Regions from separate parts of the Mus musculus genome. Here all the other regions are linked to region 2. A link is a loop called in an ENCODE intact Hi-C map of the cell type or tissue named here. Cell type or tissue: left cerebral cortex. All regions are shown on one strand. Each heading gives the region's core, and the rest is flanking DNA. Links, peaks and the distances in the headings are about the cores only.

Region 1 (6,469 bases), core at 706-5,705, 200 kb before region 2:
TGGACCTTGTCTATATAGTGGCATGGACTATGCCTATATAATGACATGGACTGTGTCTATGTAGTGACAAGGACTGTGTCTGTGTAGTAGCATGGAGTAAGCACCAGACACCTCTTATGGCTGGAATTTATTACAGTAGCAGTTTCTCTGTTAAGAACCATGAAAGTTGGTCTAAATTCTTTTATTTGAAAAAAGTGGAAAAGTCCTGCAAGATGGCTTAGGGAGCTGCATTACTTTACTCAAAGAGAGGGCTGAGAAGGTAGGAGCAGTACTGCAGGGGATCCTAAGCCAGAGGTCTGGTTAATTTACACCATATTGCAAATTATGCATTTATGCACACATACTCTCTCTCTCTCCCTTTCTCTCTATCTCTCTATCTCTATCTCTTTCTATTACACACACACAAAGATAAAATCTTTCTAAAAATGAGAAAACATATTTCAGTGATTTTCCTTGGTTTTAATACTTCTTTACAAAACAAGTGTAGGAAGACTCTTGGTAAATACAAGAAAGTTTTGGAGCAAACTGAGAGAGCACCTCAGAGCCAGCAGTGCTGGGTGACCAAGCATAGGTTCAGAGTAAGTCTTAGCTTTCCTGGAGCTGAAAGGAAGGTGATTGCCCTGATTTGCATTCACTCTGAAATGGATGCTTGCCACTTACAGCAAAATGTCTTCCAGCAGTTATTAAAGAAGAGGCAGGGTCAGGAGACAGTGTTTTACCAATTATTTCATTACTCCATTTCTTTTTAATAACTTGTTGCTACAAAAGTGGATGGGGGTCTGCAAATATAGGAAGTAATTTATTTTACATTCCTAGCTAACAACGCAAACCTTGCTGATTGGTTGTGCTGTGGATGAAAGACTACCCAGTCTACCCCTTGCTTCTGTGCAGGTCATCCTAGTGCACTGACTTGACACATCACATTTGCTTGGGGTGGGCTTCTTCCTCATTGTACAGTGGTCAAGAAACAGCTATCTTCCTGTTACTGCTGACCTGCCTGTCCTTCTAGGCCTGGACTGACACACAGATGGATTAGCATCCTAAATTTAAATGTTTACAAAATTCTAGTAAGTAAGCAGATATTTCCTGAATGTGGACTTCAGAGGCTGGAGCACCCCTCTGGGATGACTGATCAGAGAGGGTAAGCAGAGGCAGCATCATGGAAGGCTGACAGTGGAACTGCTCTGAGCATTAGCCACACATTTCTGTTTAGTACTCTCAGGGAAGGAAAAAGCTTAAACAAGAATGCATTTTAAAGTAAATGACCAGATAACCATTACTTGCTCCCGATTTGCAGCGGTCTTCTAGAAATCTAAGTCTGACTGTAGATCTATAACTTTTAGGAGTGGATGATGGGGCTGGGAGAGGACCCAGTGGTTAAGAGCTCACACTTCTCTTGCAAAGGGCCCCTCACTGGGCAGCCCACAGTGACGTCTAAGTCTAGCACCAGGGAATCCCACACCTCTGACTTCCATGGGCACTCATAATCATGTGCATTTGCCAATGTGTTACCACTGGGACTTACACATAATTAAAAACATTACAAAAGGATATAGTGTATCAGGTCTCCAAGACTGTGAAATAGTCCAAAAACATCATTTACTCTGAGACAGAATCCTGGGCAACAATTCAACTTTTCTCACTTCTTCTAGGTCTTGTCCCCAATGTCTACTTGACTTTTGTCATCTAATTTTACTTTACTGAATAAATCTGGAGATAGTGTTAGTGTTGCTAGAACTGGAAGAAATTCTGGAGAGTCTCTCCTGCTAAAGCTCGAAGGGAATGTCTTGGGATGCATGTGGATACACATGCCTATAATCTCAGCACTTGGAAAGTCAAGGCAGGGAGATCATGAGTCTGAGACTAGCCCCAGCCACCTCCAGTTTAGGGAACTGTGGTGGGACTCATTTGCTCGTTCTGTTTTTGGACCATCACTGCTAATGCTGAGGAAGGTGGCTTTCACATCACGAATCTTCCTGTTATGATTGGACTTGGAGATGTTGGATGTAGACTCCGGAATCCTATCCCAGAGTTCCTCAACACAGCTGGGTGCCACTCTCTCCAGAAGAGGACAATGAGAAGTCCTCCCAGAGGCCTCATCCCATCTGGTGAGATGAGAGTGACTGCACGGGCAAAGGAGGGAAGAGCTCACTTCCCAAAGCTGCTCTGTGCTTTCTCACGTCGCACTCTCCAAACACGCTTGCCCACTCAAGCCCTTGGCTTTGGTGTTTTTGCTCTGGAAAGCCATGGGCCTGAGGAGCTTTGGAACAAAACGCTGTAGTAAAGCTTCCGATGAATCTGCTCCATCATCGGACTTAGCATTCTACGCAGTGGGTGTCAGGCTCAGCTTTGACATGCCCAGTTCTTTGAGGCAGGGAAAACTGAAAGGCCTGGGAATCAAAGCCTCCCCAGCCTCCTCCCAGTTCTCCTTCTGAGACAGGAGGGGACTTTCCTCTGAACTCTCTCATCTACCTGAAAACTGGATCCACAGAACAGTTAACTTTGATCCCACCCTGAGGTTCCACTGATGGGGAAAGACCAAATCCTATCAGCAAGGAAGACTAAAGGCTGGCCTCACCCCAGACAGACTTTGTCCCAGCCGTCTTCTGTCCTTTGGTCCATTCGATTTCCAGAGAAAATTAGAAACCATTAATCTTTGGGCCCATTCCCCTCCCTCTTACAATCATCTGTTTCCCCTTTGCCAAGCCACTATCAGGAAGTTGTGTAAAACTCTGAGTCTTCCAGGGTCTGGATGTGTTCAGGTGGTATCCTGGACACATTGACTTTTCTATCTTTCTTTGTTATTGTGTCTGCTGTAGGTTCATTTCAGCAAGCCTCCAAAGACAGAGAAGGAATTTTTCTAGGTCCTACCTAGACTTGGGTAAAGAGAAAGAAAAATCTTGGTTACATGAAGCTTTACTTTTCATGAGAGAGAACAAAGGTAACACTTGGAGTTCTAATTCACTGGTAAATTATTTTTGCAAGGGCTCAAAGATGCCAGACCACAAGCGAGACACACCCCACACCAATTCAAATACGGAAGTATAAATAAAATTGGTGTACTGAGACTGGCCAGTAAGTCTAGAGGGGCAGAACACCAGAGCAGCAGGCAGAAGGAACAGCACTCAGGTAGAACATCTGAGGAAGACTTCCCAACTCATAGGAGAACCAGAGAGCATGCCCTGGCTCACTGGGTGATGCTGCATTGTCAGAATCTGCTGTAACGCCATGTCCTAGGAGAAGCCATGCATGAATGGAGTCCTAGCACAGACACTCTGCATCACGGGAATGTAGAGGAACATAGAGAAAACTGGCTGTGGTTGTGCTTTAAGAGCCTGCCCGGGCACACGCTTGAGCCCAGGAAGTGCCCATGCTCTCCGTGGTGTCTCTCTACTGCCCTCTAGTGACCAGAATTAAAACCATGACTGCTGACAATGAAGCAAATGCTTTTAATTAAAGCTTTGACCCCAGGAAGCAATGGGGCAAATGCAAAGGGGACTTAAAGCGTTGACCCCAGATAACAGGTCTTGAAGGGAAGTTGGAGCTCAAACAGAGAAGACCAGATAAACTGGTGACTGGCAGAACATTTTCATGTAGCCTGCACACTTGTGTGGTGGTTAATCTTCATTAGCAACTGGACTCAGAACTGGATTCGGAGTCACCTAGGAGACATAACTTGGGATGTGTCCTTGAAGGTAATCCCAGAGAGGTTTAACTGAGTGACAATCCACCCTGAATATAGGCAGTCCCAACCCATGCGCTGCAGTGCTATGCTGAATCCGAAGGAAAAGCCAGTGGAGGTGTGAGCACTCATCCTGAGCATGGCTGTGGTGTGAGCAGCCCCGTCGGGCTCCTGGTTCTGCCACTGTGAACTGTAGCACGAGCCTGAATAAGCCCCTTCTCCTTCACGTTGCTTGTTTGTCCGGTATTTATTCATAGTAACGAGAAAGGCAGTCAATGTAACTCAGTTGAATTTAATTCTCTGCAATTCTCTCAGGCATGTACACTTGACTTGCTCCACCTCCGGAAATATTTAACATCTGATGGGTCACGTGATATTTTCTGCTGGTGAATCTACCTATCTCTCCTCATTCAAATCCCCACGCCTTCCTGTCTCTGAATGAGACTGACTCTATGCTGCTTGCAGCTCCCTTCTCCTTGCAGATAACTCTAAACACTACGGAGTTAGAAGAAGCAGGACACATGGGTAGCGTTATGCTTGCCCCAGCTGACCTCCTGGAGAGGGACCGAGTCTCAGAAGAGCATAATCAACTGCCTTTATCTTCTTTGCCCCAAGGGTAGCCGTGTTTCTCAAAGATGCTGTGATGTGGAGGATAGTTGAAACGTCACTCTGAAAGATGAAGACTGTGGTTTCAAAATGTCACATTATATTTGGGAAAGTTAGGTGTATGAAAATCTGTTTCATTGACACAAATGCTTTGTATATAGGGAAGCATGTTCTATTTGGTATTAAAGTTCAAGAGTTCTTTATTCTATTCATTTCATGGTCCATCTGTCATATATAGTGCCCAGCAACTTTGGAAAACAGGCCTATTTGCACAAACCAGTCAACACATAACTGCTTATTATCTGTGTGGAGTAGTGACAAATCTCCCACTGAGTGGCTGTAAACCCAGAAACGTCATTTGTGTCTCTGGGTCCCTAAGACTACCTACATGGTCAGCAGTTTGTTAGAAGGGTTGACAAGACTCAGCAAAGCTGTAATGTTTTCCTAGTCATTAAAGCTGAAAGGTCCAGATTGAGACCAGCCACATAGAAAGACAGAGAACCTACCACTGCCTCGTTACTAGAGTAGCCCCTTGACAGCCCTCCACCACTCCTGCGTGCGCATGCCTGTGGTACCTTACAATCACCCCCCCCCCCTTCACAATATTCCCTGAGCCCTAGGTGCAGGAGTTGTGTTGCAGATGTATTGTTGGGTCTTGCACCCCCACAGGCAGTTATTCTCTATAGTTTGACCAGTGTGGTTTTCAGGGATGGTTTCCATGTTGCAAAGAGAAGGTCTTGTTTTGTTTTGATTGTTTGTTTGTTTTTATATTTTCTTATGAGTGGTAAGAGCGACCTTTGTTTGTGGGTATAAGATTAAGCGTGTAGAATGCAGTTAGGAATTGTGCTGATCTACTAGTGGGGGCAGTAGCTTCTCATCTAAGATCCATGATCTCACGACTAACCGTGGGTAGTAGGGTCAGGTTTACAGTACTAGGTAGGCATGATTTTCCCCCGAGGAAAGGCGGCCATAAGTCCAACCAGACAGCTGTTGGCTACCATCAAGATCCAAGTGCCACTATTGCACCTTATTGATACCATGTCATGCTGGTCATTGTGGTTCACAGGTAGGTAGATTGGTGACGGCCCAGGAGCCTGGCCCAAGTTTTCAGCTCCACTAGAGATGAAGGTGATTTATTATAATGGAGTTTTCAGCACAGACTCTGTGGCGGTCTGGCCAGGCCTATGGTCCTCACCACAGGTGACATTTTAACATTGCGTGGCTGTTTCCATGTATAAGTCACAGTGAAGTCAAGATGGACCAAGATAATGCCAAGTTTTAAAGTCACGCTGCAGTGATTGCAATTTTTAATTAAGCAACACAGACGTTGAGTAGGCTGTAAAGGCAATTTCAATTCAACGATAGTTAAGGAAACAGCAGAATCTAAAGAAAGGACACATTTTTTGTATATTTCTTCTATCAGGTAATAGTTCTTTTTATCTTCGTATTCAGCTTGAAGGGACAAATGGTGTTTTTTAAGCCATACTCCCAGCCGCTTCTGTCCCTTCCATCCTCCTTAGAAACCTACCCAAATCTAAGGAAAATGGGTGCCTCTCAGGAGATTGTGAAAATTAGTTCAGGCTAATTGCTGCTAGATAAGTAGAGTTTAGCAGCTGTGTAAAATAAGAAGCAGGGGCTGTGGGAGAGGATGTGCTTCTGTTACATCAAGAAGAATCCAGGTTCAACTTAAGGACAATTTGCTAACTAAGAACTTGAAAGCCTGAAACAACTGCCAAGGGCTATGAACTCTTTTTATCTTAAATAGAAGAAAGAAATGAAAAAATGCATAGAAGCCATCCCTCAATCTGGGCAGCAAAGCCCTGTTTCTCTTTTTAGCCCTACCTGAGAAGCTAGGCAGGACCCGCAGTTCACTCAGCAGCTCTAGAGCAGAAGATGGAGGTTTATGCCACACTGCATCCCAGGTTAGACTTCTGCGCAGTAGGATTATTTTTGGAATAGGCTGCTGCTGGTATTTGAGATGAGTTGCTGGAGTACAGAGACACACTTATGTGTTAGAGTTATGAGCTCCAGCACTCTATAGAAGAAAGCATCTGCTACAGAAAATAAATCTGAAAGTCACACGCCTCCAGAGGAAGAGGCGCTCTACTCAGAAAAGCCAGCCAGCTACCCTGAGAGCCGGAAGCCTGATGAAGCCCGAGCTAAGAGGAGACACACTTTCCC
Region 2 (6,469 bases), core at 1,050-6,049:
TGGATGTAGGCACTTGCTTGCTACTGTGTACAGTGATTTCCAAGAACTTCCTAAACATTGATGGCTGACTGAGAAACATCTATATTGTTCTATCCTTTCTCATTTTAATCTTGCTTTAAAAAGGAAAAAAAATTTCTATATAATTACCATTAGTATATATTTAGTGCATCTTTATACATGTTTCTTATAAAAAAAAAAAAAAAAACTTTAACCTAAATGGTTGATTTGAGCCATCAGATATTTTTTAAATGTTGAGCTTGCCAGATTGTCTCAATCACAGGGAAAATTTGTAAAAGAAAAAAAAATCTTTCTAAATGTGGTCCCTTTTCTAGCAAGAGATTTATGAGCTGCAGTGCTTGCTCCTGCTTTTATTTGGATATAATTTGTCAGCTTTTTAAAAATGAACATTTTGGGATCATAATTTGTTAGCAGAAATTTTCAGCAAAACACATGTTGTTCACTGCAGTTATAAAATGAGACGTATTGATATAGAAGAACGTTCTGCCGTCAAAAATGGAACATTTAAAAAGTCATTTAATTCCCCAGTTCTATCATTTTAAACAATCGATTAGACTGTGTATATTAAAAAAAAAACCCACAAGAACAATATTAAAGCATTGCAGTGGTGCCTGAACATCTGGGGGCATCGTTGAAAGCCACTTAATAATCCCATTGCAAGAAGTTTTACATTTTAAAATCTGAGATCTCCTTATGCAAATCAGTTTGCCTTTAGCCATTTCAAAACGAAGTGAAGGACCTGGAGGATTGTACAGTTTTGCATAACAGGAGTGTGATGGTTGTCAGCCTTGATCTTACATTAATTAAGTTAAGATGTTGGCTGATCACAGCAAAAGAAAACACAGAAAAACCCTCACCCCAGCTGACGGGAGGGATAGCCACACGTAGGATGATAAAGACTCCGCTTTTTGTCTTGCGTTTTTATGCAAACACCTGAACCTGGATGTTAGTCAAGGATTCTGTTTATTACTGAATGGAATATAATATCATAATTCATCTTCTAGTGAATTAACTCATAACAACATCAACTCCTCTGTTTAATCTTCTGATACAGCCATCAAGTTCAAGTGACCATCTGGGAGTATAAGGCATTTATTATTTTTCTGTTAATACACTAGGATTTAAAAAATAGTAATTACTAACACAGTAATAAGACACATGGCTGTAGGTGTGTTCTGTAGCACACTTACAGGCTACATGGAACAAGGTCTATTGTGTTATGATTACCCTTCTTGATTTCCCTAGCATGACGTCTGTTCTAAGATCAACCTTAAAGCTATACTTCGCTTTTAGGGAATATGACCTTTCTATTATATAGGAGGAAGTAAAACTTAAAACTCACTAAACAGCCAATCCCCACAAAGAATTTGCTTTTCCCTACAGGTAGCATGAAATGGAGCCCAAATGACAGGACCCCGTCTGAGCCTCCTCGGCTCCCCCAGTCTGCAGAAACCCACTCTATCAATCATGGCGGGATAACGCATAGTGGCTGCACCTGTGACAGGAAATGATTGAGTGCTGAACACGGGGCCTGCTTCGCCTGTCGCTTTGTGCATTTGTATTTCTCAGGACTGGTTTGAGAATTTTCAGAACTTGGACACGGGAGGGGGCAAAGAGGGATTTTAAAGAGAAATAATAATGTATTTTCATTACCAAGACATAATACAAAAGAGAAATTAGGCAGTAAGATGCCCTGGCCACTCAGGTGTGCGAGAGCATCCACGCAGCAAGACTGGATATTATTAAGCTGTAATTTAGTTTAGATAAGTAGAAGATGCTGTCGTGGTCGTTCTTCGGGAAATGTCTCACTCACCCAGCCACAATACATTCTTTTTTTATGATCTCATGGAAGAAAAAAAGAACAAAAGGTCGAAGGCCAGCTTTTGTCCAAGAAGACTATGAATTCTAAATTTAAGAAAGAAAAAAAAATCCATATACACACATCCCTGTTGTTCTTTTCCAAACCTTTGATTTAATTATGACAAATTGGATGATTAAATGGTTTAACTTATTGCCATGATCTGCTTTTGAAGAAGTTGCAATTGTAACATGGACAGTTTAAATAATTTTCTGCTAATTCAACCACTTACTGAAGATATTTATGGTGAAATACACTGTGACGTGTCTTTTAGATAGCAATCAATATTTTCTTTGATTTGGTCATTTGGCACAGAACCCTGCTTTCTACTGCAAAAGAGTAAAAAATTTCACAGCAGATTTTATTGGGTATGTGGTTTATATACTTTGAGCTTAGGTTTCAAAGATGACTAAATATTTTTTAAAAAATATTAGTATCAGCGGTTTGGACATTTCAGATCAAACCAAACTAAAACAGGACACACTCACAGAGGCTCATCACTGAGATGGGGTTCGGCGAGCACAATAACAAAATATCTAAATGTGTAATCTCACTTTCGTGGGTTAGAATTTGCTTTTTTTTTAAAAAAAATTATTATTATTATTATTATTATTATTTTATTATTATTATTTTGAACTGTCCGAGGGTTCACAGAGGACATTCAGACATGCTCAGAGAAAAAAAACGAGTGGAAGAGGTTGTGGTTGCCTTTTTATTTTTCCTGGGCAGTATTATTTCTTTCCACTGTCCTCCAATGTAAACAAATGAAAACAGGCAAGATAAGATGAGTCCTGCTGCATGCCGGTGGCTTCTTCCTTGGCAGTCGGGTTCAGGGTAATGCGTATGCAAACAGGCTTCTCGGTTTTTTCATTGTTTGCCTGCGGAAGACCCACGCTCCCCACGCTTTTGTTGACGGTCTCCAAGAAAGTTGGGTGGTTCTGCAGAGATCAAGGCAGCTGATGAAGAAGGGGGAGGGGGCGCGCTAGCTCTGGACGCTCACGGATCCATCATGACTAAGAGACTGGGGGCTTGGCAGTGAACAGCCAGCTGCCAGCAAGTCTGTTCTTAGGCAACAGTTCTTCCACCCAGAGCTGCGGTGCCTGCATGTGCGTGACTCTCCGCCACAAGCATTTTGGCTTATCAAGGGGCTACCCGCTGACCGCAAGGGGTCAGAAATAGGGGAGCCCAGTGGGGCCCGGTTGCTTCTGCTGGTCCTGGGAGCACTAGGTGGCTGCCTGCCCGCCTCTTTCTCTGGATGAGCCAGAGCGCGGATCACAGGACTGCCACTTCCACCCAAGGCGCGAAGTTCCCGCCTGCCCAAACTGGGGTCACCTAACAGTCGAGGAACACTTGCAGGCGGGGTCCGGAGGTGCCAGGACGCACCCCGGTGAGCGGGAGCAGTTATCCCCAAGACCCGGATCTGAGACTAGTTCCGTTTTTTCCTTTGGGGTGACTAGTCATCTGCACGAGTATACATCTTACCCACACTCGCGCACTCCTGCGGGGACAGAGGAGATGCCAAGGCCTGGGGACAACAGTTTGGGTGGCCAGGGCCCAAGTCACTCAGATGCGTCCTGTGCGGGCATAGCACCTCGTCTTTCCGCGTCCCTCCTCTGCACCCCACGTCCTGTTCACGAACAAGAGGTCCCTTTCTTGCAGAATTAAAACACCAATCACTCGGCTCAGGGAAATTTCTACTTTGTGGTGCTAATCAGCTAGGAAGGAAGGCCAGAAAAAACAAAAGACTTAACCAGAATGAAGCCACTTCTCCCCAGCGGTGAACTTGGCCATGGGGGCGTGAGGCTGCACCAGCAGCAGACAAGGGGGAGGTGGGCCTGGGAAGAAGAAAGGCAACATCTGGGGACTGGACCATATGCCCAAGCTTTGTCTCGTCCTTCTAAGTTCCAGTGCCCTTGAAGTGATTTTGTAGGCGGCCCACGGGTGACAGGGAGGGTTCTCAGCCGGGGAGGGGAGGTGCGGGCGGGGCGCGAGCAGTGGAGGAGGCCGGGAGCAAAGTGACCCTGCAGCCCCGGAAGACATCAGCATCCGAGGAGGTGCTCTGCCAGAGATGGGGAAGCCAGACCGGCTTTGAGGGAGAGCACGGGAAGCGGCTGCAGCAGGGACCACAGAAAGGAAGGCCTTGGTGAAAAACAGAACGGAGAATGGAAGGCAGGAAACACGGGGAGAGGCAGGCGTGGAGGACAGCAGTCCAAGTGTAAGGAAGGGTACGGCTGCCTCCTTTTAGAAAAAGAGACTCCCCCATCCCCGTTTCTTTCTTTTTTTGCCCGCCAACCGCTGAACTGATTAGACTATAATTAAGGCCATAAAGCCCTCAGATTATACACCTGTTTATTCACTAAAGTCGGGGTCTCATCAAGCAAATTAGCTGTTTCCAGGCTACACAGTGGGCCTGAGCTTGCCTGATTAATGAAGTTTATTGGGAGCTGTTAAAGGCATTAACTGAAGAAAATCTCAGCAATTCGTCATATTTAAGGGTTGGAAATTAAATCTTGCTATGCAAATGAGAAAAAATTTAAACCATCTTTAGGGGTGACTATCCACATATTTTTCTTTAGAATTCTGTTCAAGAGATGGGCATTTAAAATGAAGCTTATTCGACTTGAAAGTTATAAAAATGTGATGGAAGTGAGGAAGAAAATACACAGGTCCCAAAACATGCTTAGAGTTTTTTTGAAACAATTTTTGTTTGTTGACAGAGTGTAAAGAAACCATTTTTAACACACAGTGTATTCACCAGAAAGCACCCGGTTTTAAAGATTAAAGTGAATGTTTGCAGGTACAGAAGGTGATTTTGAAGTTGTCCTTCAAAGTGTTCAGTGTCTGATGCTCTCTCTCTCTCTCTCTCTCTGTGTGTGTGTGTGTGTGTGTGTGTGTGGAGAGAGAGAGAGACAGAGAGAGGCAGGGACAGACAGAGAGACAGAGAGAGAGATGGTAGATGTCTTAAATAAGCAATTAAAATAACAATGTCAGAGTGGACTGTCATAGTTAACACCCCTAAATAAATTAACATTCTTGGAAACCGATCATAAAAATGTTTCTGGGCCAGGATTGGTAATTTAACCATGTTGATTCTTTGGTCAGGTAAGGAGGGGAGGTGGAGAAAATAAAAGAGAATGGGACACTTCAGCTACAGAAGGGGACTGGAGGGCAGGGAGAAGCCAACCCAGAACTAGGAGAGTGTGTATTTATCCCGGGTGCTGCTTGGTGACATCGCTGCCCACACATTCATTAATGATTCACACATAGGAATAATGGGAGCCTGGATCTCAGGATCTTGGTAATTCCTGGCAAGAGAAAAAAATGTCCTACAAGGCTATCATGCATCTATGTGTATTCTGTTTCATCGAATGAAAGTAAACCTGTGTAATGAAAGATATATTTTTCATTACTCAATGGTAAGCTTATTGTCATGCAAAACTTGAAAGATGTAGCGGTGATTTGTTCTTGCATGCCTCCTAAAGATACCCTATACACAGGCATGGCTCGAAATGTCTGTTTGGTTGAAATATTATTCTGTTTGTTTAAGGACCTTTGTAAGATTTATAATTTCAGAAAGTACATAAAGTAGTGGAGTTTATTAGGTCTAACCTCTAAGTGTCAAAAGGGACAGACGGAGCTAATAGAAAAGAAAAGATTTCTAAGAAACCGATCTGATCGTATCATCTCCTGGTATCACTTAGATTTTAAGTGTCTGACAGGTTTTTATGATGATCCTCACCAATGCTGTCATCCAAAATTGATTTTAGAGTTAATTTTTTCTTTTAAAGCTGTCAACCACAGAGATTCACTAATTTGTCCTGTCTTAATGAAGTCACATTTGACTAAGAGAAAGAAAGAGCAATAATTTAGTTTTTTTTTTAAATATTTGAAATATTTCTCATGTGTGCACCTCTCCCCTTTGGTAGATATAATACAGCTATGTGAAAACATAAGAAAATATAAATTCTAAGTCTACAGAACTCAGTGTCAGCACCACAAACATAGATAGCCTTAAAATTAACTCTTTGTTTGTCTCAGTGTTTAACAGATGTCTAAATTATTTACTATATACTAAAAACTGCAGTGCATTCTAAATTTGAACTGAAAAAAGACACTTTGTTTTTATGAACACAATGCTTTATACTGACTCATAAAACAATTCTGTTGTAACAAATAGCTATAAACTAAACGCTTATCTATTGTAAATAAAATTGTCATTTAAAAATCAGTTTTGGTTAATGATCACTGTCCTTTGGGCTATTTATAATATGTTCAACAGCAATATTCTAAATATTAATGGATCAATTCAGTAAACAAACATATGTAAATTTTATTCATTTTGTCCAAACAAATACATTTTTAAAAAGATTTCTCCCTAGTTTTGAAGCAGCTTGAGGAAACCGGTCATCCTACGCTCGAGCATGCTCATTCTGCAGGACTTGGGTGTGCTTTGAGTATTTCAGTTAAGCGTGTAAATGAAAGGTGAGAGACAGTTTTTTTTTCCTGAGGATGGTTTAAAATATATTCTACAGTGAGCATGTTTCAAAATATTCTTTTGTGCTTCATTTTTAGAATATAAACATTTAATTTATG
Region 3 (6,469 bases), core at 601-5,600, 300 kb before region 2:
CAAGCCCGCAAGATGCATTACCTGCTCAGCACAAAGCAGGTTAGTCTACCTGTGCCTGGCAGCTCCCATGAGCCACTTGGACTCCTAGCTTGACAGAGATAAACTAGCAGGCTGGATAGGACATGACTTGTTGAAAAGATACCACAAAGACACTACTTCCAGTTCAATTTCGTGTTTTTGTGTGGTGTGCGCAGGCGCCATGATTGGCCTGTGACAGTGCTTCATAGAGGCAGCCCCTGAGCCACTGGCAGAAAGGTCCAAGCCAGCAGAGTGATCCGCCACAGTGATAGTACAACACGGAGGGCATAACCTATTGTTGTGTTGTGAAATGATCAAGAACTGGCAAGTTATTAGGCTGAGATGGCTTTCAGGCTTTCTCTTTTAATTGAATGAATGTTGAGATTAAGAAAATTCTTCTTCCTTTTCTAAATTTTGATAGACATTGTCAAGTAAAGCTTTTTAACAAATTGCTTCATATGGAGAGATAAATGTGGAATTTAGAATATTTAGAAATGTATTCTTATACTTAAGATTTTGTTATGGTTGCTGAGAATGCATGCATTGTACATAGAATATTCTACCCAGAGAAATATGGTTTTAAATGTGTGAATTGGCTGGTGAGATGGCTTAGTAGATAAAGGCAGTTGCCACCAAGTCTAATACCCTTGGTTCAAGCCCCAAGAGCCTGATGGTGGCAGGAGGGAGCTGGCTCCTTTCTTTTATTTGTTTTAGTTATTAATTGAGGAGTAGAGAGAGCTCTTTACACTGTGGCCTCCATGCTGCTGACTTCACTGTACCCGGTGCCATTGGTGTTGGGACATTGCAGGTGAGGCTGTGTTGTCAGACCTCCTCCCTTGGAGAAGATTATAAAGATGTCAGAGATTCTATCATCCTGGTAATTTGGATTATGAAATGATGGTGATCTTACAATGTAACTATAGGTAACTAAGGAGATAAAAGGATAACCTTTGAACTTATGGAGGACCGCCCCCCCCCCAAGGGCAAACATCTTGGTGATAAAATAGAAGAGTGATACCACCTTATTGTCCAATCTGTTCATTGGTCCATGGTCTCGGATGCTGCCAAAGGATGGCAAATGCAAGCCTTGCTACACAGCCAGTAGATCCGGACTGCTTCCTTTGCTTCAGTGTTTGTCTCATGATCCACTCGAGGTAGAGCTTTCCTACACTGACTGTAGCCCCCAGCCTGTCCTCTGACTGGCATGTCTCTGAATGCCTACCCTCCATGGGTCCTGTGCTGGGAATTTAGTGCGTGTGTGGTTATGCTAGCAGATCCTTAGCCATAAGGAACATTCAACCTCATTTAAGTCGGCTGTCACACAAAGTTTTTAATGGGAGAAAATTGCTATCTATAAGCAGTCTCACTAAGATTAACAACCATTTTCAGTTTTGATTTTGCTGATACAAAAATTTTTTAAAATACTTTCCCTATATAAGAAACAGAAATATACACTCTATGTGAGCATTGTTTCTCATTTGCCTTAATGACTTGGCTATTGGGTGGAAATTGAACTTTGGATTTAAAAATATTCTTAGTTGTCAATGTTAACTCCCCCAGACCGCTGGTGTCTAGGATAGGAGGTTTCACTTCCAAAGACTCACAGTCTAATTGTCAGTAGCAAGGGAAAGTTCTTTTTTTTTTTTTTTTGTGAGAAGTTTATTTGTACACAAACAGTTTTGTTGAACTTTGTAAAAAGAATGTCATCTGTAGCATCTTTAGAAGACAACATAGTTTATTGGGAGTTTCAACAATTTAGTAATGGCATTATTAATTTGCACTGTACAATAGTAATGTGTTGACATTATATTCCTATAGTTTTAATGTTGCCTAATATTGTTAGTAGATAGAAAACATTAGGCAAACAATGCTTTGAAAACACTGCTGAATTTGGCAGAGCAAAATTGTGTTTATTAATTTCTACATTTAATAATTAATTCATTAATGCTATTTAATGAATTAATAACCCTAGACTGGTTATGCTGATGTATTGATACTTACAGGCATAATTTAAGCTTATTTTTAAGCCTATTTCAGTATGACTCTGATGTATTTTTTAAAAATAGTTTCAGGAGCTATTCATAGTTTTATTGTTATCTCATCTTTATTCAAGCAAATATGTTTGTGCTAATAGGAGTTACATGAGTAAATAACTAATATTGCAATGGGTGAATTAACACACCCCTCAGGGCTTTATTAATTAAAAAGTTCAAGTCATAGTAAAGTGCCTCTTTTATATGTTTATTTCAATCAGAAAGCCGAACATGGCAACTTATTTGCATAAATAATCAATCACCATTTACTAGTAGTAATAAGGTTAATTTGTTGCTGCAGACATAACAGGATTAGTCAATTATATTTCCTAGAAAATACTATTTGTTATGCCCCGCCACCTGAAAAGCAGGATTGTGTTCAACGTCCTTACTAAATGAACACATCAAAAAATTCCTTGTCCCTGTAAAATTTTTTTGAAAGGAAAGCTAATTTTAGTTGATTTGAATAAAGTAAAATGCAAGCAATGCCTCCATTTGTAAATTTATCTTTCTGCGAAGATTGATTATTTAATAAAGTTATTTATTTTGATTCAGTAACCAGTCAAACCAAATCTAACACATACAGGGCATATTTCCTTTGAAGAAAATCTCATTTACAGATTTGTTTTATTCCAAAGAACCCGACTTTCATTCCTTTGCCCTTGTTCTCAGTAATAAATTATGCTGTCTGCTCCACCTACTGGTGGCTGTACGCAAAGGCCTGTTATTGAATTCACTAAAGGAAAGCATTGCTTCCTGAGGCTCAGCCCAGTCACAAGGTGCCTGTAACACTCCAGATCCAAATGGCAGTGGCCGGTGCTTTGGAGATGAGCATCCTGTACAGAACTGTCCTTAGTAGTAATTGACCGACGGTGACTTACCTCATTTCCTGTTAATACGATCATAGGAAAGAACATAGAAACACAATATGGAGCAATCAATATAGCTGCATATTTTATTTTCTGTCATTTGCTAGTTAACGCATATGCAAATGGAAATTAAAAGTATTATAGAAATAATTTTCATGTCATCATTTACATAATATTTTTATGTTTTCCTTATCCTAGTAATTTTCACATGGGTACAAAACTAATTCTTATCAGTTTTGTGATTTTTAAAAATGCCCTTTGCTGTGATCATTATCAACAAACTATAATTTGATATACTTAAATCTTTTAAAAAAATAAAATGTGTACAGTAATCTTCTTTTCAAAACCATATCAAATTGAATTTATATAAGGAAGGAATACATTTTAATTAAAATTTAAACTTGACCTAGTTATAATAAACTGATAGGCTGTTAAATGGGAAACATGTTTAGAAGACCAAGATTATAAGATTAAAATGCTTTATTAGAAATATTTAATTTTTCTGAATTGTGTACTATCTTCTATTCTGTCCTCCTAAGACAGCAAGCTGAGAGGTGGTCTGCTTATGTACATTAAGGACTTAGTATGTGACATGTGGCTTGCACTTCCATCTGGAAATAGAGCCATGGAAAATGGCAGTCCCTCTGTGTACATGTGCCACTGTTTGCATGTGTAATAGTGTGGGTGCACCTGGGTCAGGTGTCTCGTGAATTTGGAAATACTGTGTTTGGACAGGCTTTGCTGTGGACAAGGTTCTTAGGCTAGAATACCCAGCCATTACGGGGAAGCTCAGGAGCAATGGTGTTGACACACGGCCATCAGTGGCTGCAGCACATGTTATGCCCATTGACCTTAGCAGCCACTTCGTTCACTCAGGGACAGTCTGGCTCCTTGTGGTTACTTGGCTGTACCCTTTCTTGGCTGCATGCATTTTGTCATGTGCCTTTGACTTTCTCCATCAGGCAGTTCTCCACTGCCTTCCACCTCAGCATTCCGTGTGTCAAGACAGCTTTCGCATGCCCATCTCCCTCATTCAAAGCAATGACAGTGTTCTCTAGAATTACTGTTAGTTAAGTCAAGCTCATTATACCAATGAGTTTACTACAGTCAGAGAAATCTTTCAAAAACAATAATATTTCATTTCCACTTGACATTTGTCAAGTTTGAAAGGTTCCATGTTCTCCATTTGATAGAATCCTTTGTACCCACAGATTAGCACAGCTCTCAGCCCTAAACAGAGAGATTTCTTTACATGGTTGATGACAGTGCAGGAACACACCAATGATGAGCATGTAGAGACTGAGTGTCTGCAGAGTGCTCAGCTTAAATGGGAGCCCTGCATCACACTCCCTTCCCACAAGGCTCAGGGGACACAGAGAGAGCCCGAGGTCAGGGAGGGCTGCAGTGAGCGGTGTCTTCTGCACATGAAGGACAGCTGCGCTCCCCACAGCAGCTGTGGTCGCCTGCATCAGACCTGCTTAAGGCAAGCCAGTCAACATTCTAATATAGAGGGGAGAGACACTCACAGACACCCCACTCCTAGCTGAGGCGCTTTGCGTAACAGATGGCTTCTGGGGAGGGACAGCCATAATTAAGAGTATGGCCTCTAGTTGGTCAGCCATGCTTCAGTTGGTAGCCCCACAATCATGAGTGTGCACAGATTGATCCCGATGGTTATGCAAAGAAATTTTTAAAAACAAGAGGACAAAAGAAGAGAAAGATGGGAACGGGGTTGGGGTGGGTCTAAAAGGATTTATGGAGAACTTGAAGGTATATATGATCAAGATATTTTATATGCAATTATGAAATTTTCAAAAATCTAAAACAAATATGTTTAAAACAACCCTTCCTTTTCAGCATAAACATTGACAACCCTCCGCTATTGCTTCCGCCCTGCTTCTCAGTCTTTCCTTCCTTTGCTCTTCAGTGTGGTCATCCCACCGCAGCCTGACATTATGCTCAAGAAAAGCTCACCAACAGGATTTTCTAACATATGGATGAAGCTGATTCCTTCTTACAGCTAGTTACAGTCTGGACGTTCAGAGTCCTGCTCTCATGCCAAAGGGCAGTTCCAACAACTTCCCACAATTCCAACAACTTCCCACAATTCCTACAACTTTTCACCACACTGACCTTTCCCTTTCCCTTCCTTTAAAGATGTTCTCGCCTTCCTATTAAACTGCGTTGTCAATGAAATCTATTAACTGTTCAGCTGTCCTTATTAGTGTAGACTGGAGAACACTGAGAGATTGTTAATAGTTCATAAGAGGAAAGGGGGAGAAATATCTGCCCAGGAGCCAAAGAAGCCCAGAGTTTGACGCAGTGGGAAACTTAGGGCAGATGGGAAGCAGTCTTGGTGTGTTAACACACTCAAGGAGTCCATGTACTATCTGGACAATAGAGTAGTTATTTATAGCTCTAAAGTGAAAGGAGTCAGACACAGGAGAAACCTGCCAGTCATTTTGGAGGGCTCACCACTACTTAATTTCCACTACTAGCCCCATTACACCCTGCACCTCCTATGTTTGCTTTCTTACTCACATATTCCCTGCTTCCGATTCTAAATTCTTTTGTGCTCTGTCATTTTGTTATGGCAAATTTCTACAGGAGCTTAAGAGGGCTTGGTAGTAAGATAATTGATAGTTAGTTTTGGGTAGTAGCTTTTGGAGGGTTATGGGGGACAGGATCTCACTGTATACACAGCCTAGGCTGTTCTGCAATTCAGTATGTGTCCCAGCTTGATCTTGAAACCACAGAAATTCTTCTGTCTTAGCCTCCTTAAGGGCTGGAATTACAGAAATGAACCCTCACGCTAGGAATGGGAGGTAGTGCTTCACATTTCGTGTGAAGAAGTGCATACTGAACTTAGCTAACAAACGGCACGGTGTGGGATTGGTAAAGTTAGCTTTCCAGATCCTTCTTCCAAAGTTACAAATTTAAGCGTGAGTGCTTGTTCATGGTTGTACGTAGTTTATATAAACTCAGTAGGGCTCGGTAACTGGAAGCCGAGTCGATGGCCCACATAGGACTCACCAAGTGACACCTACGCTCAAGGCACTCTGTCTCCACTTCTGCGTATCCTGAGTTCCTCCTTGGGAGTTAAGTGCTCTGGCACCAAACTTCGTACAGCAGGTGTTCAGTGCTTACAGAAATATGCTCAGTCAGCCTATGGACACTCATGGAAAACACTAGAGCCTTTGTGGAAAGGATAACACAGCCATGGAAAGCTATGGAAATTCCATGTGCACAACTCAAGCCAGATTATCATATTTATCTGTCTCCACACTCGCCGCCACAGTTCTGTGAAGCAGCAGTGATCTCTGCAGCAACCAAAATGTTATCCAGCTGACTTTCCCCCTTTGGGCGGTTGGCAGATTTAGTCTTTCAAGAAGATTCTGCAGCAGATGATGGACTGACCTCCGACCTCTGGAGGTTCAAGAAGAAAGCCCATGAGTCAGGCCATTCTCTCTGCGTTCCACTGAGCAGTCCCTGCCAGAATGCCACCCTATGTGTCATCCCTTCCCTTCTGAGAGACGGAAGACTGAACTA

What was found. Hi-C counts contacts between places; a loop is a spot of excess contacts. Peaks named below come from ENCODE experiments on the same cell type or tissue, not always from the same donor. Only the 100,000 strongest peaks of a DNase experiment are listed, where the experiment ranks them.
Region 1: a loop joins it to region 2, with 4 times the contacts of the local background. A loop is called at or near these places in 4 of 42 quality-filtered maps.
Region 3: it touches region 2 in a loop (2.5-fold over the local background); 15 of 42 quality-filtered maps call a loop at or near these places.

Annotation. Positions count from the first base shown.
Region 1 is chr1:187,028,880-187,035,348 of GRCm38, reverse strand. It overlaps a transcript of Spata17 not described here. Among named protein-coding and RNA genes, the nearest start is that of D1Pas1, 65 kb to the right of the region's middle. In left cerebral cortex, for the core only: a CTCF peak has its summit at 3,399 (motif pointing left); a DNase peak (open chromatin) is centred at 3,380; H3K27ac peaks cover 323 bases.
Region 2 is chr1:186,830,978-186,837,446 of GRCm38, reverse strand. No RefSeq gene overlaps it. Among named protein-coding and RNA genes, the nearest start is that of Rrp15, 85 kb to the right of the region's middle. In left cerebral cortex, for the core only: no CTCF peak of the experiment used is centred there; DNase peaks (open chromatin) are centred at 2,928, 3,143, 3,431 and 3,926; H3K4me3 peaks cover 1,196 bases.
Region 3 is chr1:187,133,943-187,140,411 of GRCm38, reverse strand. Spata17 (spermatogenesis associated 17) reads left to right here. Exons shown (of 10, transcript NM_028848.3): 6 at 1-39. Among named protein-coding and RNA genes, the nearest start is that of 1700007P06Rik, 12 kb to the right of the region's middle. In left cerebral cortex, for the core only: a CTCF peak has its summit at 2,754 (motif pointing left); a DNase peak (open chromatin) is centred at 2,765.